Linked DNA regions of Homo sapiens: region 2 is linked to region 1. A link is an interaction called in ENCODE POLR2A ChIA-PET data of the cell type or tissue named here. Cell type or tissue: A673. All regions are shown on one strand. Each heading gives the region's core, and the rest is flanking DNA. Links, peaks and the distances in the headings are about the cores only.

What was found. Peaks named below come from ENCODE experiments on the same cell type or tissue, not always from the same donor. Only the 100,000 strongest peaks of a DNase experiment are listed, where the experiment ranks them.
Region 2: POLR2A ChIA-PET joins it to region 1 with 8 read pairs; 2 of 35 experiments call an interaction of 5 or more read pairs at or near these places.

The regions. Positions count from the first base shown.
Region 1 is chr13:109,541,792-109,554,577 of GRCh38, reverse strand. It overlaps LOC107984602 (a long non-coding RNA gene), which reads left to right. Exons shown (of 4, transcript XR_001750018.1): 4 at 132-655. Among named protein-coding and RNA genes, the nearest start is that of LINC00399, 150 kb to the right of the region's middle. In A673, for the core only: no CTCF peak of the experiment used is centred there; a DNase peak (open chromatin) is centred at 5,937; H3K27ac peaks cover 953 bases.
Region 2 is chr13:109,488,018-109,500,803 of GRCh38, reverse strand. No RefSeq gene overlaps it. Among named protein-coding and RNA genes, the nearest start is that of LINC00399, 94 kb to the right of the region's middle. RefSeq lists a silencer at 11,462-11,577. In A673, for the core only: no CTCF peak of the experiment used is centred there; a DNase peak (open chromatin) is centred at 5,733; H3K27ac peaks cover 1,095 bases.

The sequences.
Region 1 (12,786 bases), core at 4,883-7,382:
ATGTTATGTCTCTTTATTATTTTTTTTAATGTTTCTTGTTGCCTTACATTGATTTCTGCACATTTGGTGAAGAGATCACCTCTTGCAGACTTTATGGGCTAATTTTGCTGTGTAAATTTATTTTCCTATAGGTTTGAGAGTGTTTGCTGTGGTGTGCAAGAGTTCTGCCACTGATGAGGGCACAGCTGTGTATTCTCTGAGCAGTTCTGTCAGCTGAGGTCAGTGTTGATGAAGGTTACAGGGATTCTCAGGGACTAATGTTGTGGGTGGTCATAGTGGTGGTGAGAGTTGATGAGATCTTCAGTGGCAATGGCTGCTAATGTCCTCCAGATCTCTTTTTCTCTCACTAATGAAGTTGTGGCTGAGGGGATCCCTGTTGGTACTGGGTCTGGCTTGTGGGCTTCCCTGTGGTAGTGGTGGCATGAGTGTCTGATGAGTGCCACCTCTGTAGCGGCCATGGAGCTGAGGCCTGAAGCATGGGTGTACATGGAAGGACTCTGGCTTCGGGGGGCAGTAATGTTATTGGTGCTCAGGGTGCAGGCAGCTCTTCTGCTACTGCGTTGGTAATGTTTGTGAGAGATGAATGTCTGTGAAACAGCTGGGAAACTGAGAATAAGAGCACAGGTATATGCAAAGTTACGGTGGCTCTGGGATTGGGATGAGGCCTAGTTATCTATGGCAGCTGAGCCAGGTCTTGGAGTATAGGTATAAGCATCAAGGGCTTGGCTCTAGGGCCAGAGTGCCAGCTAGCTCACTGTGGTGATACCTGTGGTGTCTGACACATGGGCAGGCCCACCACTGCCACAGAGCTTGGGTCTGGAATATGGGCACTTGTGGGAAAGTGAGGCTCCAGTACTAGGGCATGGGAGAACTTGGGAAAGGTCGTGGCTCCTTTCTTGAAGCAGCTCATCATCAGCTGCTTCTTGGCGGAGGAGGGATATGCAGGCACACCTTCCTTTCTGGGGTTCCTTGGTGGAAATGGCTACTGGTTACTTTAGTGGCAAAAGATGTTGGTGTCCTCTGTGGAGCAGGACACTGGGGACCATTGTGATTTCCGCTGTGTCTGATGCCAATAGCCTCTGCCTTTCTTCTTTGCTCTTCACCATCTCCTGGTATCTCAGGGATGCTGATCTCACCAATGATCTTTTCTATTTGAGTATTCTTTCTTTTTTGTTTTTCCTTCATGGTGTTGCTGAAGATTCTTTAATGGTCCCTTGAACCCTGTCTGGGCTGGTTTGGTTTGTGAATAGCTATCTAGTTTTGCTTGTTTGTGGGGAGATGAAGGCTGGTATTTTCATACTCTGCCATCTTGGTCTTTCTTACTCTCAATTTAGTTTCTTGAGCTTATTTTTCCTTCTGTTCTATGGCCCCACCTCTCCCCCTTCAAAGTTATGGTATAAGTGCAGAGGCATTGGCTGCATTTGCAGCCTAGAATGGGCTCCAGGCTCAAGGCAATTGGCTTGTTCTGGGGTATTATGACTAGAATGATGCTTGCTTGATTTCAGCTGGGCTTGGAAATACCAAAAGGACAGACCTGGCTGTATTCTGATATTTCTGTTTGGGTTGCAAGGAAGTATTGGGGTTTCAGAAGTAAAACTTCAAACTGTTAACCAAACACTTAAAAGTTGACAATTGTCCTAATCATACAGTGTGTATATATATATATATATATATAGAGAGAGAGAGAGAGAGAGGGAGAGAGAGAGTGATAGGAGGCCAGGGGTGAGCTTGGGACTGCTCAGGTTTGTATATCTCTGTATTAAAACACACCTGATGATCAGGTCTGTAGAGGAAAATTCTTCTTTGGCAGTAATGATACTGCCAAATGATACTTATTCCTTTCTACTTATACCCAATTTCAATATACTTCCTTCAAACTGTAACATAATTATTGATACACCTGGGTGTTTTCATGATGGACACAACATCCTCTTTTCATTTATTCTGTCTTCATTCGTTTTTTATTAATTTATTTAATAAATATTGTGGTTGCCTTGTAGGTGCCAGGCAAATGCATTATTCCACTGGCACATGATTGTACGGTTGTACTAGTTGTAAAATAGCCCCTACTTTGAGTTTTCCAGGTCCACCTTCTGCTCAGCTTCTATGGAGGTTGTTAGCACTTTCCAATGCAACCCATAACTCCAAATATCTCACCATAATAGCACCACATAGATTCCCAGAAATACATTTCCCACATCTACTGCTGTGTCCTTGACATAAAGGAAACTAAATGCATGAAGGTTTGGGGTTGTGCTGCTGCCAACACCAAAGATAGATGCTGCTTTTCAGGGCAGAGGGGATATGAGGCAGAAACACTTAGATAAAAGAAACGACAAATTAATTAGCTTGTCAAATTCTTCTTTTCAGAGAGCACAGATGCAATAGACTCTTGCATAATGAAGTATCATTCCTCAGCAACACTGAGCACCTAGGTTCCTCCTTCTCTTCATATACTAAATTTTGTTCAGAAGGTATTTGTGAATTAGCACACATTTCACAACAGTTGTATGAGATGGCCTGAGAAACATTTTCTAACATTAAATACGTCAAATTGCTCTTAAATTTTTATATATACATATGTATTTCCAAATATTTAATTTTGAAGCACGTAACCAATTTTTTTTTACATGGGAACTCGATGGATATTGAACACAAAATTGTGAATTTTGAGAATAAAAGTATTTAATAAGAGTTCTATTAAATTTTCAAAAGGGCATTGTAGCTTGCTTACATATTTTTGTGTAAAATTTTGTTACTCATTATCATGATTTGAATTTTGCATGACTATAATAAAGAAGATTCATATGCAAATGATCTTCAAATGGATTTCTATATAGACTGTTCTGACCATGAACAACATACTTCTATTTTTGGTTTAATTTAAAATTCTCTTGCAGTGAAAAATTTGAAAGAAGAATTTTAAAAATACTTTGTGAATCTAGTTACTCATTTAGCCAAAAACTGCTTTGTAAATTGTAGTCATTTATATGATAAAATTAAAATGTTTTCACATTTTCTACAATGACAATGATTCATCCTATACAACCTTATTACAATGTTTGAATGCTAGATGTAAAGCTCACGGCTTATTTTCAAATCTACAAATTACTTTGTGAATTTTATTAATAATACCAGTGTCTATTGCTTCAGCAGTGTGATGTTATTCCAATCTAAAATAACAAAAAACTTCCTGCAAAAATTTAAAAGCTATGGTGATCCCCCAAAATTGCTTACTTTGTGTCAGTAGAACACAAATTATGCAGAAGAATCTTTATTATAGCCCCCTAATTAGTGAATTTTCTAAAATAATGATAAGAAAAAATTGTATGAGATATAACTTATGAATTTTGTATGTAATTATTTTGTTACTTATCTAAACCTCTCCAGACTAGGGAGACATTTAGGTCTATGCACATTCAATTAATTTTATAATTATAAGGATATATTTATCCAGTTAGAAGGCAGGTGATATTTTATTCAGTAGTTTGCTAGTTTGGTTTGCACCTTTTAAATGTGGAAACGCAGGCCTCGATTAGTACTCTCGTACCTGTCTCTGTGGTATTACACAGTGGTGGAATGAACACGCAGCCTACCTTAGCATTGACGTTTGTCTCAGGTTCTTTGACTTGTTTGAGGGAATTGTTGGGGAGAATATTTGAAGAATCAGTTGTCTGTTGAGCTTTCCAGTGAAAATAATTCTGCTGTTGAAAGGACCACGAGGCCTCCCACAATTTTTCTTGTAGCTTTTTGGTTCAGTTGCCAGCTTTTTGGTTCAGTTGGTTCAGTTGCCAGTTTGGTTCAGTAGCTTTTTGGTTCAGGCTACCGGTGTTTGAATAGATAAGGAAGCCAAGATAGAGTTAATCTAGAGAGATAATAATCCACCCAGAAGTGGTGTCAACATTCCAAGCATCCTCTTTTATTTCCCATTTTCATAGAAAGAAAACAGATTGTCAAAGGCAAAAAACAAAACAAAACAAAAAACAACAAACACACTAATTAGGACTCAGAAATTTGACATTGGGAAATAAGGTGGAGGGAGAAATCAATTTCCTCTGTCAGTGAGGCACCCTTCAGAGGTACCAGTACTATCAGAGAGCACAGTACCTGACACGTAATAGGTGTTCAGTGAATGTACTCATTAATCAACGAGTAACAGAACGAGTGAAATGTAATTCTTATGCATGTGAATAACCACATGGAATAACTAAAATAATTAAATCCTGAAAAGGGCCTGAAATTATCTTGATGCTAAAGATGAAGCGAGAAACTGTGTAGCTCAGGCAATTTGGCATCTGTCAAGGTAACCAGCTCTATGTGACAAGTGTTTTATTAGGACCAGGGTTGAAGAATACAACCTTTGGTTCTCAGTGGTCACTGCTCCTGGGAGACTCCTAAACTCCTAAAATAGGGGAGAAGGTAGGTAATGTATCGAAACATATTTTCTTTCCTTTTTCTGCATCTTCTTATTTAGTTGTCATTACTATGTATTTGGCCACTTTTACATACTGCCTTGATTTAATAAGCAGCATCTTCCAGAATTCAAAGGCACAAACTTGAGGGAGCCCCATCTTCCTATCTGATCCTCTTCATTTGAGAGCAGTGAATACAGAGAAAAATGAGATTTTCCAGTTACTATGATGTTTCCAGGGCTGAGGAATGCTCTCTAGAAAGCCTCCTTTATCAGGTTTCAGAACATAGTGGTTTTACTTACCACCCTAGCTTGTAAGTTACACCATAATTACAAACTTAACTCACAAATCATCAGTAGACTGGGAATAAGACGAATTCCAATTTTATTTTTAAAAATCGCCAAAATAGGCATGCTTATACGACTAGTGCCGTTAATGTTTAAAAAAAAAGGAGCAAGTTGATAAACTTTAAAAAGGCTGAGGTCAGTTGAGCCATGTGGGGCTGCCTATGTGACCATGGCCCATGATTTTAAAAATCAAAAGCAGCCTTAGGTCACACTGGATTCTATGAGTGGGCAGCTCTTCTGGCTTCATCATGTGCCCATGGAGCATGGCCCTGCCTGAACTCTGGTTTCCTTATGCTGGTGGTTCCTTTGCCTAACTCATCGAAAGTTCTAGAGCAATTTTGGCAAGTCCCTCCATTTAAGAAGATCATGGGCCGGACGCGGCGGCTCACATCTGTAATCCCAGCACTTTGGGAGGCCGAGGCAGGCGGATCATGAGGTCAGGAGATGGAGACCATCCTGGCTAACACGGTGAAACCCCGACTCTACTGAAAATACAAAAATTTAACCGGGCGTGGTGGCGGGCGCCTGTAGTCCCAGCTACTCAGGAGGCTGAGGCAGGAGAATGGCGTGAACCCGGGAGGCGGAGCTTGCAGTGAGCCGAGATCGCGCCACTGCACTCCAGCCTGGGCGACAGAGCGAGACTCCGTCTCAAAAAAACGGTCATAGTGTGGCATTTCCAAATCATATGAAAAAAGTTCCAGAATAAAAAATATATCAATAAAAAGACTGGAAATCCAGGAAATCTTATGAGAGTATCAGCAACCAGATTCCAAGTGCTTTTATGAGTTCCAAGCAGTCTTGCATTTCATTTTGTGTGCACTCATTTACTACTGAATCTTCCCTAATTCTTTAACATAAAACTAGTGCACCGCCAGGTCTAAAGCCACCATGAACATTTACTAATGCGTCTATATCCCAAAAAGTAGATTTAAAAATTTAATCTTGACTGACTTTTAAATGTAACCCATCCTAAAAAGAGCCACTATTAGAAAAATCTAAAGCATTATGTAGTCTTGGTAGAGGCAGAGAAAGTGCTGATTCCATATGCAATTATGAGCTCCCATTCCCTCCTCTTTGGAGAATTAACATATTATGTAAATTATTTTACAAATATGGTGCAGTTGTCATTAATAAAACATGAAAGTGGGATCTGTGATGCCAATTAGCATTTTCATTGTATTTCCTGTCCAGTCACAGCTTACAGCGTATGCTGCTCTGTGAAAAACTGTTACTGTCATCAGAAACCTCTGTTTAGTAGTTACAGCATGAAGAGTGTCTGTGCTGACGTTGGTTGGGGAGGTCTGATGGAGGGTCAGGAGGAGGACAGAGGGTGGTTGGTTGGGTTAACGTCAGTGTCACCACAGCCTATCCTAGTGCCACATACCAATTCCACTTTGTTTTTTGAGTGATGACATTATGAGCTTGTTTATGGATGCTTGCTAAGCAGAAGGTCAAATTTAGATATGGTACAGTTTACGTTCTTCTATGAGGTTGAAATATTGTTAGGTTATGGGATTCAGAATTGTCACTGCAGCATAGTTTGACCTTGAGGCATTCATTCTTTGGTGTTTGTTTTTGAGGAGCAGGTGCAAGTTTTCTCAGTTCTAGCCGGGAGGTTTCTTGTAGGCCGTTGTAGAATACTCCTGAGTTGCTCTTATTGTGGACATTTAAAATGAAAGCTATTTACTTCAAAGTAACCACATCTCTCAGTCCATATGCAAATACTGTTTCAAAGAAAAAGAAGTTCGTCTGTTTTTAGCATCAGTAGTGTAGTAATTGTTGTCAACCTTAACAAATTCTCACGCTGATAGATGAGCAACGTTGATAAATTGCAATGGAAACCCTTGGATGAATATTACCCTGAAAGTTATGTCCCAAGCATGCATCATAAAATTAATTTCTCAGTCTAGTAGAAACAATACTCCTAATAATTAAAAGGCGTCTGCTATCAAGGGGCCAAACGAGAGAGGAATGTAAGTCTCTTGGCTCAGATCAACTCAGATAAAATTATGTAGATTATTCAGCAGAGAAGGGCCCCTGCTGTTGCCTCACTTAACCAGATTACTGGGGGTAATGTGATGGTGACCAGGGATGGGGGTGAGTGAACAAAGGCCAGAGGGTGGTCTGGTAACTCAGCCAGATTGTCCGTGCTGACTATGGCCAATGACTGTTAGCTCTCCCTTTCTCTGAGCCCAGTGGACCTAGGTAGCCAATCAGTGCACACCTCCTCTTATGTTTTGAGGTTCTCATTTTTGTGGTAACCCTTTGTAATGTCATTAGCAGCTCAGAGGTGACAAGGTGCATGCAGAAAGCTCAATTGTCCAGCAGGTAATATCCAAGAGAAGAAAGTGACTAGCCCAGGGCCAGCAGGCGTGCCAGTTACCATGTTTGACAAAACGCTAGCAAGAGGCAGCACCCTCAGAGCTGGGGCATGGCTGTGCCCTCTCTGAGGTTTGAGCTGGTATTTAGTTTTCAAATATTTAACTTTAACCCATTTAATATTTAGTAAGGCTAAAGGAATAAAAGATGAATTATTGAGGATATTAATGTTTTAAAAAACCAAAAAAAAAGTCACAGCCATGCAGCTTTGTATCAAAAACTCATTTCACAGGCATTAATTTTTTAATAACATGCTGATTGTATGGTGAAGTACAATGTTTGCTAATAAGCTCCAGTATTCAGCGGGAAGGCTTTATTATTTTGGGGGCACTAAATAAAATATTTGTTGAATGCTTTCTCATGTCAGTTTCAGAAACTGTTGAAAGAAATTTGAATAGTTAAACTCTGATTTTTTTCTTCTGATTTGTAACCTGAGTGGACTTTGGAAACCCTCTGCCATTGGAAACCTTCCCCATGAGGGGAGAACCTGCTTTTTCAGGACATAACTCAGCAGACAAAGGGATCACTATTAGAAATCATGTTTTCTGGGGGCGAAAGAAGAGGGAGGGGAGCTTGGGTGGGTGAATTAAAGCAGAATCAATAGGTGGGGCTTTGTTAATCAAGAAACCCAGTGCAGGAGTCAGTACAGATGGCAGAGTTGGGGAGGGGCAGGTATCTGGGAGAAGGAAGAGAAAGGCCTGTGGTTAATCCCCTCTTTTTTGTCATAGATGTAATCTGCAATATCATCTTGTATTTATCTTTTATATCTGCATTTGAGAAAAGGGAGGATCTGTCCTTCTATCATTACAACCCCCAGAACCTCTGTAATGCTTCCTCGACAGATATTTGCAATGGTATATGGAAGTGATAATGCTAGAAAACCCTCAGTGGCATATTGTTTTAAAATGAATATGGTAGATAAGATGTAAAAAGAATGTAGGTGAATGAGCTGCAATTTGGAGAACATTGACAGGATGTAGACTAGCAAACATTGTCACTGGGAGAAAATTTTAAGGTTATAAAATCAAATTGAAAAAGAGAGAGAGAATCTTGGCTTTCTGAAACAAAAAGCTTAAATTGTTTTAAGGGGAAAAAGAGAAAAGAGTTAGTTCTTGAGGCAAGCGCTGTGCGATTTACTTTTTGCATAGCGTCAGTGTATGGGGATTTATGCTTGCCCCTCTGCAGGGATGCGATTCTAATGCATATTTATAAGTCTTCCTGAAGCCTCTGCAGCCAAGAAGTGTGGCATGTGAGGACCCTGATCAGGAAGTGAATCCTGTGCCCTGGGCTGAGAGAGACTCCAATTATCACAGACGAGAGACCCTCTGTTCTCTTGGGAGAGACCAAAGCTTGTGTCACTTTTAAAGATCTTTGAGACTCTCCAAGAGCCATGTGGCCTGTTCCAAAAGATGGCATGGGGTTGCAGGCAGGGAACATTGCATTGGTGACAGAGAAAAAAAGAGAGCTCCAAACTAAATGGGAAACGACTCTCTAGAGATTCTCTTTCAACAAGCTGGATGCATTCCTTTTGTGTTTATTCTTTTGAGGGAATGGAAATTAGGTCCTGAGGTGAAGGGCAGTTGTAGTTGTGACAGAAACACACACTCCTGTACTTAGCTTTTCATTGGAGAAAATGCAAGAGAGTGAAAACACCTTTTTAAAAAACATCATTACCTTCCATTTATGGAGCTCGTAAAAATGGTTTGAAGTCGAAAGCAATAATGGTCAATGCTTTAAAACTCTACACATGCAAAATAAACTTACAAAGATCTTTTAAACATGAGGTCACAGGCCCAGAAATGTACATCTAAGTCAACCATCTCAATTTTGTTTTGTACCCATGGAGGGAGGTATTTAAAATGACCCTGGAAAGCAATTTTTATGGCCAACTCTCACAGCCTGGTTTGACCTAACCTACATGTTTGCTTAAGAGATTTCTAGAGAATTCTCAGATGATTTCTTTGGTAGCTTGTGTATTTTTCTGAGATACAACTCGTATTTCAGAGAAAGAAAAGTCTCTCAGGGTAGGCATTAGAGTCATGAAAAACCTTTCATTGCAAATGTTTGTGCCTGGATGGATTTAGAATTGCAGAAAGGTTTTTAATCAGTATCATTTTATTTGAAAATTATCAAAATTTTCAATGAAATAAATCTTTTCCCTTGGGCCTTTTTTTTTTTTTTTGGAGGGGGTGGATGGGAAGCTTGAGGGGTTATCTTACAAAGCCCTGTTACAATACACACACACACATGCACACACGCACACACACACATGCACATACACGCAACTTTGTATAAAATAGTTTATTTTTTAGATCTTTGGGAAGTCTTGGTGTGCACGATGAGGTTTGTCTGACTGGATTGTGTAAATTTGCTTCACACACACACTGCGTCAAGGACCGAGACTCATGAGGCAGAGCCCTGAGCATCTGAGGACTCCCTATCGGTGTCCTCACAAGAGGACACACCAAATGTTTCCCCATTCCTCAGGTTCTCCACCCAAGCCCCAATAACTCTCAACAGATGGCCTTCTCTACAAGCTAAGTAAGGTCAAGATGTCAGGTTACCCGATCTCTCTTTTCCTCCCGCTGATTATGGCCTTTCGTGTTTCATCTCCCATTCTACTTCTTCCCTCATTCTTTCTTTCCCAGATAGGAATATACTCTCTGCAGCAGTGTTCCTCCCCTTGCCATCATCCAGGCTATTCCAGACCTCCCCTTCAAGGCCAAGTGTGTGCAAAAGCAACTCTCCCTTCATCACCACTCCCAATCATTGACTATGTGCAGCTGGCCCTCTAGCCCTCCCACGTGATTGAAACTATTTGTGAAAATCATTCATACACTTAAAATCCTCTGGGGCATTCTTCCCCTTTCCTCCCTCTCTTCTTTCATCCTCCCGTCTGACTCTCCATTTTACTTTCCACAATCCACCACATCCAACTTGCCAATCCACTGTTGCATTGAAACTTTTCATGGAAGTGGATCCTATAGACTCTTCCCAACCCGAAGTTTCCGGACCTGGAGGTGGGTGAGCAAGCATCTGCTAATCCTGCTTGAGACAGTCCCTAATGCTGACACCATGTCCTCCCTCTGTCTACATGACTCGAATGCCTTTTTTCCTATCTGTCTCTTGGACAATGTTCTCCATTTATTTTGCTCAGTCTTCTTTTCCTACCTGAACACACATGTTAGCACTCCTGAGGTTACATCTTCATTCTTCAAGCTGCAAGTTCTCATCCAGCCTTTCCCTCTGGAATTAATCATGGCAGCTACAGGGCACCTGCGCATGGTCTTGGAGTTGTTTCTGCACATGTTATGACGTCTCTGCCTCCGAGAGACAGATAGACAAGAAAAACAAGAAAATTGTCATTTACACTGCAGTGAGATATAAATGTTAGAGAAGGGGCACACAGAGCATCACGGGAACACATCAGAGGAAGCTGGGCAGAGAAATGCTGACAGGAAGAGGAAGGAAAGGGTAATTTCTTGTCTCTTACAAAGAGACAAAAAAGAGCACTATCTTCCAAAATCTGCAGGTAGCTCAGCATGGCTGGAAAACAGTAAAAAAGGAAGATTAAAGTGGTACTAGGCAGGAGATGGGGATGTGAACAGGATTATGATGCATTTTACAAACCATTTTAAAGGAGTTGGTGCTTTAGCATGAGTCACTTAAATATTTCCAGCAAAATAATAAATATAGTCAGCTCTTTTGTGAGTTCCACATCTACGGATTCAACCAACCGGATAGAAAATATTCAGAAAAAAATTGCAACTGTACTGAACATGTACAGACTTTTTCTTGTTATTATTTCCTAAGCAATACAGTATGACAGCTATTCACATAGCATTTATGTTGTATTAGGATTATAAGTAATCTAGAAGTGATTTAAAGTGTATGGAAGGATGTTCATTGGCCATATACCAATACTATGAGATTTTATATCAGGGACGTGAGTATCCTCAGATTTTGGTATCCAAGGGAGATCCTGGAATCAATCTTCTGAAAATACTGATGGATGACTATGATCATCTTTGTACTTTAGAAGCTAGACTCTGACAGCTGAGTAGAAAACAGACCAGAGCAAGCATACATGAGGAAGCAGAAAAATCAATTACGGGTCCAAGAGACAAGGTGAAAACAGTTGAGTAAAGTAGGCAGAGAGAATAGTTGCATGAATTAGCATCATGGCAGCTAGGATGGGCAGATAAAGAGCTTCTTGGCAGGTGGGAAGCCAAGAATTCTTAACTCACTGCTAGTTTAGTATTGCCTGTAAAGTTGGTCAGTGTTTACTGACAGCTTTGGTAGGAAAGTCCTTGGTCAGGCGGTCAGGCTTTGATTGGCCACATCGGTTCTGTGGTGTGGAATGGCGTGGGGTTCTTTGACTAAACAGCCAAGGTTGGCTGGCCTGGGCTGAGGGGCAACACAGCGACCCTATCACAGGAAGAGTATTCCTGGTGAGAAGAAGAAAGGGAGGGTAAGAAATGTAAAACAAAGTATTTCTGTGGCATATAGCTCAGCATTTTTTTTCCTCCAATTTAAAGCACCTCTCCTGCATTTCTGGCTGCATTAGGAAATAAATGTAAATAAAGGAATCTATTTTAAAAAATGAAATTACAGGCTGGGCATGGTGGCTCATGCCTATAATCCCAGTATTTGGGGAGGCCAAGGCGGGTGGATCACTTGAGGCCAGGAGTTTGAGACCAGCCTGGCAACATAGCAAAACCCCATCTCTAATTTAAAAAAAGAAAAAAATTATCTGGGCGTGGTGGTGCATGCCAGCTCTTGGGAGGTACTAGGGAGCTGGGTGGTAATCCCAGCTCTTGGGAGGCTGAGGCACAAGAATTGCTTGAACTTGGGAGGCAGAGGTTGCAGTGAGTGGAGATTGTGCCACTACACTCCAGCCTGGGCGTTTATCACATAGCTAAATAATTAAATGCGCCCACGTTAGATTTGAATGTGTCCCCTCTCAAATTCAGGTGTTGCCAATGTGATGGTATTAAAACGTGGCGCCTTTAGGTTGTGATTAGGCTATGAGGGCTCCTCCTTGTGACAGGGATTAGGTACCCTGATAGAGGGCTTCACTGAGGGAGCTCTTCTCCTTCTGCCCTCTTGCCTTCTCCCTGCGAGGACACGATGTTGAAGGCCGGAATGAGAAGCAGAGAGCAGCCCTCACCACACAGCCGAACCTCACTGTGCCTGACTCTTAGACTCCCAGCCTCCAGAACTATGAGAAAGAGATGCCTGTTGCTTATCAATCTCCCCATCTGTCATATTTTGTTACAGCAGCATGGACAGACTAAGACACTGCATTGCAGCACACAGCTCAGTAATCGTGTGCACAGCTCTGTCTTCAAATAGAAAAGATAAGATGCTTTTATTGTTCAGAGCAGAACGTTTCTAACTCATGAGCACTTTCCAGAAGCAAAGCCACCCTTGTCTGCAGAACCCCTCTGTCCCTGGAATCACATCTGTCACCATCAGTGCTCATCCATCCCCTTCTGTTTTGTGCTTTGCTCGGTGAATTTCCAAAGTTGCATGTGGGATAGCATCAGAAAGGAAGGAGGAAGAGTGAAAGGAAGGAAGAAGAGAATCGGTCTTCAATAGTCAGCATTATCAGATAGTGCACAGTTTATATAATATGGTGGTCACAG
Region 2 (12,786 bases), core at 4,510-7,009, 53 kb after region 1:
GTATCCAAGTAAAATAATTGATGTAATTTCTGAAATCCTGTTTTTTAAAAAATGACAAAACTAAAAGGATAAACGCATGGAAAAGAAACACAATTCATTAATTTATCTCATTGACTCCTCCATACATTTATTGCACATACATGTTATGTATCCTTCTTAATAGTAATATGTTTGAAAATATCAATAGCAGTAGTCTCCTCCTTTCTGGTGATGCATGCCCTCCAGTGACGAAGCTGTTTACTTTCGTTTGATCCTGACATATCCATAAACCTTCTTTTTCTAAAAGCAAAGACTCTGATGTTCCCCCAACACAAGTCCAGGTCAAATCTTCTTTGTCAGGCAGTTCCTGGGGATAATCAGGGCAAGTCCAGTCTTCCCTGCCTTGCAGCTGTCTCTGCTTCTGTCTCACAGCTCACAGTTCACAACTCACAGCTCACACTCCCACTCCCCTGCCCCTGGTGGCTGCTTGCCTAGAACGATGGAGAGTTATCTGCCTGGTGCTGCCTGGCTTCGTGGCTGTCCTTCCTCCTATCCCCATCCTGCTTCTGTCCACAAACTGTGCTGCTGTGTGCGGACACTGACTTGACCTGGTGAATCAGTCTTGAGAGCACCACCCCTAGGGTCTCTATGTTTCTTACAACTGCCTTCTTTAATGCTTATGTAAAAAGTCCTGCAGAAGCAAAGTGTGCTTGTGAGGCCTTGGGAAGACACCTGGACTTTTCCTCTTATTTGGGATAAGCAATTGATCACACTGTGAATAAGAAAACCCCAATGGATTATTTTAGATGACTTGATTAAGAAAGTTTGAATGATTCCCCTTTAATCCTTTCAGTCACTGAAGTTCTGAACATTATTACCTTATTCCACCTTGTAAATGTTACTGATTTCCATAACAGCAATCTGAATCCAACAGAGGGGACTTCCTTTCCCAAATGCACCATCCTCCTGCTTTCCTGCTCTTTGAGATCTGTTTTGAGAAATTCTATCTGCAGGGATTTAAGAACTCAAATTCAAGATGATCCTAAATGCAGATTGTAGAGTAAGCAAAAAACAATAATTAAAAAGTAAAATATGACCTTTCTCATTCTTCCAAAGTACACAGCACCTTACCAGCTGTTAACCTCCATGCCAGAAGTTTATGTTTTCTTCACTCAAGGCCTTTGCAGCTTCTGTTGATTTTCCCTAGCCTAGAGCCACCCTTCTTCAATATATTAATTTCTTTTCCACTTTAAGTCCATTTCAGAGAAGTCGTTCCAGACTCTACTTCCAGCCGACCCACTGTGTTCTGGACTTTCAGTGTCCTGCCTTACCTAATTTATGATTGTTAATAGACAAGCTGAACCTGTGTCAATTGAAAGCTCCCTGCAGGCAGGATTGGGGTCATCTTGTTCACAGTTCTATGTCCAGCACCTGCCCCTCCTGCCCATGTATAGCAGAGGTTCGTGCCGTTTTGCTGAAGCGAATCGAGTTAAATTCTCCATCCCAAATACCCATCAAATCTTCTCTGCATCCTTGTTTCCCAGCCATCAAGGTACCTGAACAGGGAGGTCCTGCCTTCCTACCACACTTCTTGGAGCCAGCAGCACCTGGCCTCAGTGGGCGTTTCTCCCTGACCTCTCCAAACATCACATACTGAGCAGAGGCAGGATACTCTGAAGCTGTGGGTCTGGACAGGTCACACCTCGCTTTCCAGAACCCCCTCATGGGCACGCACTGCCCTCCTGCACAGGATGGATGGGACGGGAGGGCACTCCTGGGGCATGAGGCCAGCCCTTTGCTGTTGCTGCCATGGCTGTCTCTGTGCTGACGTCTCAGAACCACCAGCTCTGACCCACCTAGTCTTGAGGCCACTCTTTTGAGAAGCGCATATGAGTCCCAAATCTGATATTAAATATGGTATATAGAGTCATGGAATCCTAGATTCTAACCTAAAGGAGGGTAGAGATTTTATCTTCTCCTTCTCTGTTACCTCTCATAGCACCTCCCGAATGACTACAAGTACTGTCGTTGTTTAATTAATATTTGAAGAATAATGGACAAAGTGATCCAAAACTTTTGTGCCTTTTGCCATTTGTGACGAAACATGTTACTGAAATCAGGCAAATCTTGCGGAAACTACTTTTTTTAATGGTTTCAATTTGTTTCCTTCACCAATACACAGATTAACTAATAACTAGGGACATTGAGTGTGATTCCATCACCCCACAAGACTTCCTAGTAACTTAGGTGGAAACAACCTCTTTCAACGCTGTGTGGCCATTCCCAGGCGTTTATGAACTCTGCCCATTAGAGCATATGGGTTGAGTGTTACATACAGTTGATTCTCATTACTCGTGGATTCTGTATTTGTGAATTTGCCTACTCACCAAAGTTTATTTGTAAACACCCAAATGAATACTCTTGGTGCTTTTGTAGTTCTTCATGGCGAAAAAGAAAGTAGCCCACACTTGGAGACCCCCAGCCTGCACATTCCCAGCTGTAGTACACAGGGGCTCAGCTTTCTTGTTTCAGCCCGTACTGTGAACCGACGTCCTTGCCATGGTCTACTGGGTGCCTTGTGTTTCACATTTGCATGCTTTTTGTTGGTGATTTTGCTGTTTAAAATGGCCTCTGTGCACTGTGCTGAATTGCTACTGAATGTTCAGAAGAGCAAGGAGGCTGCAACGCATCTGACAGAGAGAATCGGCCTGTGAGACGAACTGTGCCAGGGCGTGAGTGACGGTGCTGTTTGGCGTGATCCAGTGCTAATGAGCCAACAACATATACTAAGTGAGGTGTCTTTAAACAGGCACACACAGAAAACCAGGTTATGTATTGATCAGTTGATAAAAACGTGACCAGAGGCTCACAGAAACCTAACCCTGTACTTACTCAGGAGCAAAGCTTCGGTGTCCACTAACTCTGCCTTTGCCTGACTCTGTAGAATGTGGCTACTGTGAAAAACAAGAATGGATTGGGCCTTATGTTTGACTCTCCCATTCCCACGACTGCTTTATAATAGTTGTATTTGTGTTCCTAGATTCAAATGGCTTTAATGGGACAACCAAGATAAATTCATAGCAGCTGTTATCCAACCTGGAGGGGCAAGACCCTGAGCCTGAACTGCCCCAATGTAGAGACAGAGAAGAAGCTGTCACTGACTCGGTGGCACTCTCCACCAAGCCCTGTGTTCAGGAACCACATGTGCAATACTCCCTACGTGCTCACAAAGACCTTATATGGTGGAAACCTCTCTCCTGCTGATTTGTGTTTGTAGACACCAAAGCTTTGCAGGATAAACTAACTTGTCCAGGTTGACACAGTGAGGAAGAATCAAAGTTGGGTTTTAAACCTTGATCTGTGTGACTTCAAAGCCTGCACCCTAAACCACTCATACTCCTCTCCAAGAGCTAAAGAATTAGAACAGTTTTTCTCTTGGGAATATTAACACCACCATGCCACCAGCTCCAACTTGAAAAACTAGAAACATTTCATATAGTTATTATTTCAACCATTTTCAGCTTGCTTAATGGCTTGAAGCCTGTTAATAAGGTTGTGTGTGTGTGTGTGTGTGTGTGTGTGTGTGTGTGAGAGAGAGAGAGAGAGAGAGAGACACAGAGACAGAGGCAGAAAACGAGATGTTTTCTCCTTTCCCTCTCACCTTCTCTGCTTTCATTTTTATCCTCATTTATTTTAAAAATGTATACAAATTATCCACATTTATTTTCTGTCAGATTTTGGGTACCGAATAAGCCAAGAGGGCATACTGCTTACTGTGCCACCTCACATCCAGACTCAGGTTGATAGGAATTCATGTGACACACTCTCCACAGGTCCCTAGACAGGTGGTTCTTTAATAAGTCAGCCCTAGGTGGACCACTCTTGGGTTTTTCTCTTTCTGAACATCTTCCTGCCTCCAGTGGAGCTCTCTTTACTTCAATCCAAAAGCATGGAATAAATACCCACCAAGGTTTAATTACTAAAGCAGGAACAATAAAATCGAGACTTTTCCCTGAAACACTGAAGACATAATTGAAACCAACTGTGCCCTAGAAGCTTAGGTAACTTTCACAATGCATTCCTTATATGATGTGTAGAAAGAAAACTTTTTGTCTTTTATCTTTTTTCAAAGGCAGAGACAGAACAAAGATATTATGCTCACAAAATCAACTTCTGTGAGTGGGGTACTTCATGTTTTTATCGTGGATCTAGTGTTACCATTTAGAAAGTTCAAATGGTAGAGGACAAGCCTGCAGTTGTAAACGTGTGCTTCCAAGAAACCCACCAGGATGCGGTCAGGAGAGGAAGAGCGTTTTTGTGAAGCACATTCTAAAAGCTTATAGCCAGTCCAAGCCATGACACCCTTTGCCATGTGAGCATGGCCACATCAGTGTTACGCTGTATTGTCCTCTTCCGAGTCCTCGCCGCTCTTTGAATTTACCCTGGGGATTATTCACTCATTTATTTTTTGGAGAGGCAACACCCTTCCTTTCATGGCCAAGTGGAATGTAAGCTCTAGGAGAACTTGATTCTTACTACATTTCTGCTTCTCTCTAATGTTTGGGACATAATAGATGCTCCTTAAGTAAATGCTGAATGAATGATGAGCAGAAACAATTTGAGTGCTGGGGTCCTTTAGAGCACACACTAGAACAAATAACAAAGTCCAGCTTGCCAATCAGCTTGCTATTAAACCACCACGAGTCCATTAATTTCTGTAAGCTGCAGACCGTCTGAACATAAAATAACTCATTTCATAATTTAGCCCCAAATACCTCAAAAGAGAAGTATGAGAAAAATGTAATTGGTCTGGAAACTTACCTGCGGGAAATTCAGTTCATTTATTGCAATGGCTGGGGTGAGAAATTCTGGAAAATTGGTGCATAATTTTAAACCAATTCACCCATGTTTAATTCAAACTCACATAATCTCATGAAGAAATATGAGGGAAAATAGATTAAACTATCATCAGCCAATGAATTGGCTTAATTATATTATTATATATTAATCATATTAGTTATTATAGTATATATGGAGAATAATTAATGAGAAGCAGTGACTTCTTTAGAGGGAACAACGCTCCATAATCCATTGTGTACTTTGTTATTGCCCTGGTTAGATACTCTTTTAAAATAAATCATACATATTAAATTATTTTATAAGGCCAGCATTAAAATGAGAAGCATTTATTACATTCAAACATTGGTAACATTATTCTGCTTTGCAATGTGTGCTACATTATTTGCCTCCTCTCCCCACACAGCATGAGTAAAGACAAGTGGAAGGACAAAGATAAAATCACCTCAGATTCTATGCTGTCCCCTTTACCCCACAGGAAAAGTCTAAGTTCTCAAAATGAATGTTTCTCCAATAAAATAACATTTTTTGCAAGGTGAGCAGACATCGCTAATGCACTATGAACACCCCATTGGCAATATATTAGTTTTATGCTAGCTTTTAATGTTTGTGGCTAAAATCAAGTTGATATTTCTTCACAAATACAGCACTTTATATCCTCAGCTTTATGAGCTAACTGACGTCAATCTACTGTGATTAATAGCCGGAGATTAAAAATAAATTGTTTTTGAATAGTGTGCCATTATAGCATCTAAAATATCCCCAGAAATCATAAACAGGGGCGGCCAGGGCCAGTCTCTGTCTGCATCTGCGATGAGACATCCCTTTGTCACCCTTTCCGGTCTGTAAAGCCTTCTAGAAAACACAACTTCTGTGAAATCTAGGTTGTCAGCATGAAAAGCAAATTGGCAGAACACAGGGTTCTGTTGCTAAGCGATCCCTGGCAAATACGATACGTGTACATTATAGCACTTGATGACACCATCAGGAGAGAAGAGAGGTCTCCAGCTTGATGGAAATGTACAGTTTCCGAGAGATGAGGGGCAGCAGGGAGAGCGGGGTGGGAGGGTCAGCCCCGCTTGCCTGAGAGGCCAGGTCTGGGGCTGCTGTGGTTCTATTTTGTGAGTGGTCACCTTAATTGGGAAATAGGTGGACATTGTATTTAATCTTCAGGGTGTCAGTATTCTCTGCTTGTGTCTAGGCTTGCCTCATTTTTGAAAGGAAGAGAGTGATGATTCTGCTGTTTCCATTCATTAGTGCGTCAGAGGGGCGATTTAGTCATAGCCATGTGCCCAGGTGAGCAGCAGTTTACAGGGATTCTTGAGAGCAAAAGAAAAGGGGAAACATGTATTTAATAATACTGCATGTGCTGGAGGAAGCATCTGGTAAAATGCCGGGGATGTGGTGAATTTCAATCCCAAATTCTATCCAATTAAAGAGCTGCAAGAGGCTCTGAGATCAGCTGGCCCAATCTCCTCAATTTGCAGGTGGGGAAACCAAGGGGCAGAGAGGTTAAATGGTGGCCCAAGGTCACACAGATGACCCATGGTCCACTGCCACCCTAGTCCAGCCTTATTTATTTATTTATTTATTTATTTATTTATTTTTGAGATGGAGTCTCGCTCTGTCGCCCAGGCTGGAGTGCAGCAAGGCGATCTCGGCTCGCTGTAAGCTCCGCCTCTTGGGTTCACGCCATTCTCCTGCCTCAGCCTCCCGAGTAGCTGGGACCACAGGCGCCCGCCACCATGCCCGGCTAATTTTTTTGTAATTTTTTGTATTTTTTAGTAGAGACGGGGTTTCACCGTGTTAGCCAGGATGGTCTCGATCTCCTGACCTCGTGATGCGCCCGCCTCGGCCTCCCAAAGTGCTGGGATTACAGGCGTGAGCCACCGCGCCAGGCCAAGTCCAGGCTTTAAGTCTTTCCAGGGCATCCTGGGTGACGCGGTGATGTCTCTGTGAATAAGCTACACAATAGAATAGACACAGTGACCTTCAAGAATTGTAGAACCTTCATTTATCATCTCTTTAATGTCAAGTAAGGTTACCCTTAGTGATACAGCACAGACACAAATTAAGAGAAATTAAGACAAAATCAAATGAAAGATTTGACTGCAGTATTGCCAGCTGTGATTAGGTGGAGTTGTCTCAACCCTTTCGTGTGCTCTCTTCTCTCCACTGGCTTGGTTGTGGATATTATCCCTTGCTTTTAACTAAATCAGTCATATTTTCTGGGCCATAATTCCAAATTAGAATGCACACCTTCATCCAGGTATTGCAATGCTTCAACCTGACAGGTATGCCCATTATGGCAGTAGGTCTCTTTCTCCATTTTTACTTATTAACTTTACATTCTTAGTTATGTCTGCCTCTGTGTAACTGTCGAATGATCATGCCATGAGAAGTTCCCCAGGATGGTCAGTAGTTAGGAAATTTGACAAGAATAATCAGAAACTTACAATACTGATGGAGAAAACATTTCAGAACAATATATTATTCTGAAATCGAGACATTCTGTAGTATAACAACAGGGGCCTGACAGTTAAAAAGTGTGTCCAACATCCATATCATTTCAATGAGGAATACTTCACCAGATTTAAAAAAAACCCCAGCATGTTAGAAAGCCTCATATAGTTCTTAATACTCCATAATTGACACTTAAAATTGTCTTGTGAAATGACTTACTATGTTTAAAGTGCTTAGTAAAATAAATATTTCTTATTTCTTCATCTGTAAAATTAGGATAATAAGAATAACTACCTCCAAGGGTAGTTGTGATAATGAAATGAAATCTGTAGGTAAAGTGAATATGCACAGTAATTATTAGCTAATATGATGCTGATGCTCATAATGGCCTTTCATTTAGTGAACTAAGAGGGATTTTGGAGTCTATATTAATATCAGATAAATCATCAATCACCCTATCCTCACTAGTTTCCTGTTATCCAGATTATCCCTTTTATTAAAAAAAGAGAAGATTTCTGGAAGAAAAGTGTGCCTAACTTGCAGATATATATTCAGCAGACTCCAGCCTGGGGCCTTCTGTTCCTTCCTGAGTACCTCAGACCTGTTTCTTCATCAGTCACATTTGACCTAAATCTCTGTGACCATATCACATAGTTATACATTTTATGTCAATAAAAAAGTTTGTCATAGCCTAATAGCATTTTCTATCTCCTATGGGCAGGTAAATAGGAACCATTGCACACTTTAGTTTTCAAGTCAAATAGTTTATGCCAGCAATGGAAAACTGTAATGGGATCAATGAATTTGCCACTATTTTCAATTTACCTATAATGTGCATTATCAAATCTCATAAAGACTGTTTGGCTGTAATCACAGTCTTCAACTGAAAAAACTAGCTTCTACCATCACAAAAATCACTGGCTTGGTGTTTCTGTGCACAGGAGCCAGTTACAAGTTTAAGCCTCAGTTATCACTGCTGATTTAAAATTTCATGGCTAAGATTTGAAAAACCATCAGAATTTAGCGGAGTTAATATTTGTAAATAATAATTATTATTTTCTTTACTTTGTACAAAGACCTCATAAAAAGGAGTTTCTCTGCTTGAAAGTGCTATTGGTTTAGGATAATTGTATAAATGTTTACTCACAAGGTGTGAGGAAGACAGACAAGATGAGAGCAAGAGGGAGGTGCGGCCTTAGGAGAGGAAGTCACGTTTAGCCATTAACTTTTTCAGAACTGTCGAGTGACAGATTTTCTTTGTTGCCCTTGTCACAAGGGAATTAAGTCTGAAATTAATTTTAAAGATAGAAAACAAACAAAACCATGACTGCATATAATTACCTGTATTTATCAGAAAACAAACAAAACCAAAACAAAAATCTCAACCCTAGGATAAAATCAAAACCAAAATGTTATAATATATGGAAAATAGCGATACTAGGAGACTCTACATCAGAATCTGTGCCACACAGCAAAAACAACACGCAAAGGGTGATTAGTAGCCTTAAGTATTTACATAAGTAAGAGTAAAAACCAAGGTAGTAAACACACAAATAAATTGAAAAAGAACAAGAAATATCACCTAACACAGCAATAGAAGGTACTAATAAAAAGAGAAATATGTGAATCAGAAAAGAAAAAAATTCTATATGTGATTTTTAAGAAACAAGAATCTTAACAGAAACAGAAAGACAAAAAATGGATGAATTATATGAGATTATTTTGCTTAACCCTGTGCACATAAATTTGAGAATCAGGATAAATAAGTGGTTTGGTAACATTAACAAAATTGATCCCAGACGAGAATAAACAAAGCAGACAAATTATTGGAGCAAGAAATAACAAAAGTTGACTAAGTGCTAATTCCCACAATGCAGCAGGCTTAAAGAGGTTCATAGGGAGGCCGAGGCAAGTGGATCATGAGGTCAGGAGATCGAGACCATCCTGGCTAACACGGTGAAACCCCGTCTCTACTAAAAATACAAAAAAATTAGCCGGGCACGGTGGCGGGCACCTGTAGTCCCAGCTACTTGGGAGGCTGAGGCAGGAGAATGGTGTGAACCCGGGAGGCGGAGCTTGCAGTGAGCCGAGATAGCACCACTGCACTCCGGCCTGGGTGAAAGAGCGAGACTCTGTCTCAAAAAAAAAAAAAAAAAAAAAAAAGAGGTTCATAGGTGAAGCCCAGCAATCTTACAATATTCAGGTAACTTCATTGCTATCTAAACTGCTTGAAAGTGCAGAAAAAGAATTGCAAATTCTGTTTTTAATTCTTGCATAGACAGTTAAAAGGAAAAGAAATCAAAGTTACAGATCAATCTTATTTATGAATAATGGTGCAAAAATGCTAAATAAAATATTATTTTATGAAATCCAAACTTCTATTATAATAAACACCCTATGAAGAAGTAGGGTGGTCTACTTTTAGAATACAAAGATGACTCAATATTAGAAAATTCTTTAATTTTTATATGAAAATAGTAAAAGAAATCACAAGCTTGTCTCTATTGAAGCTGAAAACTTAGCATCTGTTTATTTAAATTAAGCATCTATTTCCAATTTAACAAAATAATTACCAAAATAGGAATTAGTAGATAGTAGCAAAATACAAATATTTCTATGTATCAACTCAAAATCCAATATTATATCATGCTTAAAAGGCAAACATGAGGAAGTTTTCCTGGTAAGATCAGCCACAGGCAATGGTGTTTACTATCATCACCATATGTGATGTTTCAGAGAGGCTATCCGCACTGTTAGGTAAGAGGAAAGGAATAGGGATGCAAATTTAGAAAATAAGAGAAAAAATAAATAATTCAGGAACATAATTATCGCATACAAGAGTTCTGTATGTGATAAAGATGGCATTTATAAGTATTTGAGAAAAATGGTTTGATTATTTAATAAATCATGTTGGAACAATTGCAAATGACTGTCATCTGCAGAAAAAAAATAATGAAGTGAGATTCCCTTCCTCTTGGCCAACACCAAAATAACTTCAGCTGAATTAAACACTTAAATGTTAAAAAGAACAACAAAAATAACCCCGACAAACATACAGATAATGCAGGTTTTCATGAGGACTTGTTTCTTGATAACTTAGATGGGAGAAAGCTTTTCTAATAATGCTCAAAAATCAGAAAACTTAAAAGGACTGATGTATTTATCACATTATACTTATTCAAACCATTAATAAAAACACCAAAAAAAAAAATGACAGATTCGGAAAAAAAAATATTTAAAACACAAATTCCAGTGCTGTAAATGGAAAACATTAGTCTAGTTAACCTTTAAAATTCCTACAGGCTCTAAATTTCCATTAACTTAATGTATTTAATAATTCACATTTATTGAGCCATACACACTAGACTTACCCTAAGCGAACATAAAACAGAAGATTTGTGTTAAATTCCTCACTCCTAAAAGAATCCAGGATGTGGCTCAGGCAGCGAGATAAATCTATGAGCTAATTAGAAGATTTTGAAAAATGAGCACCAGGAGTTCTAAAAGGATGGTGTTGGTGGTGCCAGCATAGTTTTGGACGTTCCTGAATCCCTCTATAAAAACAGCCATTAGATTTTTCTCTCCCTCCAAAAAAAGTCAATCAACAACATCAACATTTTCAATAAAATAAAACAGTAAGATATCCCCTGAAAGATCACTTACAAGTCTCTGGAGCAAGCCAGCAATGCCCACCAGGTCATGTGTTGCCAGCACCTATATGGAGAGGAATGTCAGAGAGCACTAGGTATGTAGACACAAGGACCCCCGGGGATGTAGACATGACACAAGGACCCCCAGGGAGGTGGACACAAGGGTCCCCAAAGAGCCAATAGACAGAGAAAGGGAGATGTGCCAATTTGGAGGTAGCAACTCAAACAGGATTTTTCTGAGTCTGCATGCAAGGGGTCTGTGGTAAGTCCAGAGAGGCTGGGTCTGGACCTTATTAACTCCTGAAACTAGTCTTCCAGGGCATCCTTCCAGGGTAGAGTGCTGAACTGAGGAAAATTGCTTAGAGCAGCAGTCCCCAAACTTTTTGGCATCAGGGGCCAGTTTCGTGGAGGGGATGGTTTCAGGATGAAGCTATTCCACCTCAGATCATCAGGCCTTAGATTCTCATAAGGAGCAGAAAACCTCGAATGCACAGTTTACAACAGGGTTCCTGCTTCTATAAGAATTGAATGCCCACTGATCTGACAGGAGGCGGAGCTCAGGCGGTCATGCTGTCTGGGATCTGACAGGAGGCGGAGCTCAGGCGGTCATGCTGTCTGGGATCTGACAGGAGGCGGAGCTCAGGCGGTCATGCTGTCTGGGATCTGACAGGAGGCGGAGCTCAGGCGGTCATGCTGTCTGGGATCTGACAGGAGGCGGAGCTCAGGCGGTCATGCTGTCTGGGATCTGACAGGAGGCGGAGCTCAGGCGGTCATGCTGTCTGGGATCTGACAGGAGGCGGAGCTCAGGCGGTCATGCTCTCTGGGATCTGACAGGAGGCGGAGCTCAGGCGGTCATGCTGTCTGGGATCTGACAGGAGGCGGAGCTCAGGCGGTCATGCTCTCTGGCCCGACGCTCACCTCCTGCTGTGTGCCCAGTTCCTAGCAGGACACAGACCATACCAGTCCGCCGCCTGGGGATCGGGGACCCCAGCTTAGAGGATTATAACTGAGCGAGAAAATGACCATGGAAAAGAAAGAAAGAGAAAGTGGAGGAGAGGAATAGGGACATGACATGTCAAAAAGCAAGCTGCTGTATTTTTAAAAATGATACAAAACAACATAAAAGGGAGTTCTTTACAAGATAATAAAAAAGCTATTTGAAACAAGCCTCTTTCTAAAAATCCAGGAAAATTAAATTTACGTAAAAGCAACAGGAAAGCATGGAGGTCAAATTCCATACAAAGTTACTTTAAGAAAAAAGAGAATAAGAAGTAGAATAACATCTTGGTAAACAACGAAAACAAGATAAAAAGACATCCTGAGAAAACAGCAAAATTGTAAAGTATAATTTCAGAATAAGATAAGAGGTTTAAAAAAAGATATGAGACATAAAAGAACATAAATCATAATTGCCAACATTTCAGCAATGAGGTGAAAATTTTAAGAAATAATATAAATACAAAATGAAAATTTTAGAAATACAGACTTAAAAAAAAGGTTGAATGGACACAACTTATATTGCCTTAGGAGAAGCAGAAGTTAAAAAAGGAAAAAAATTAAAAAGACAATGAAGATAAGTGAAAGCATGAAAGTGACAAACACTTAAAACAGATAAAGACAACTGAATAGGAGATTGATGTGTGCAGTCAAAACAACAGATAATGACAAATACTAAAATTTGTGATCAATAACTTTCAATTAAGAAATAGATTTGAAACAATAAATCAAAATAACTCATTATAAACCAGGGAATATCAAGTGAAACAACTAAACTAAGACATATACTAGTAAAATTACTAAATTTTACAGAAAAAGAACAATAATAATTTGATGACTA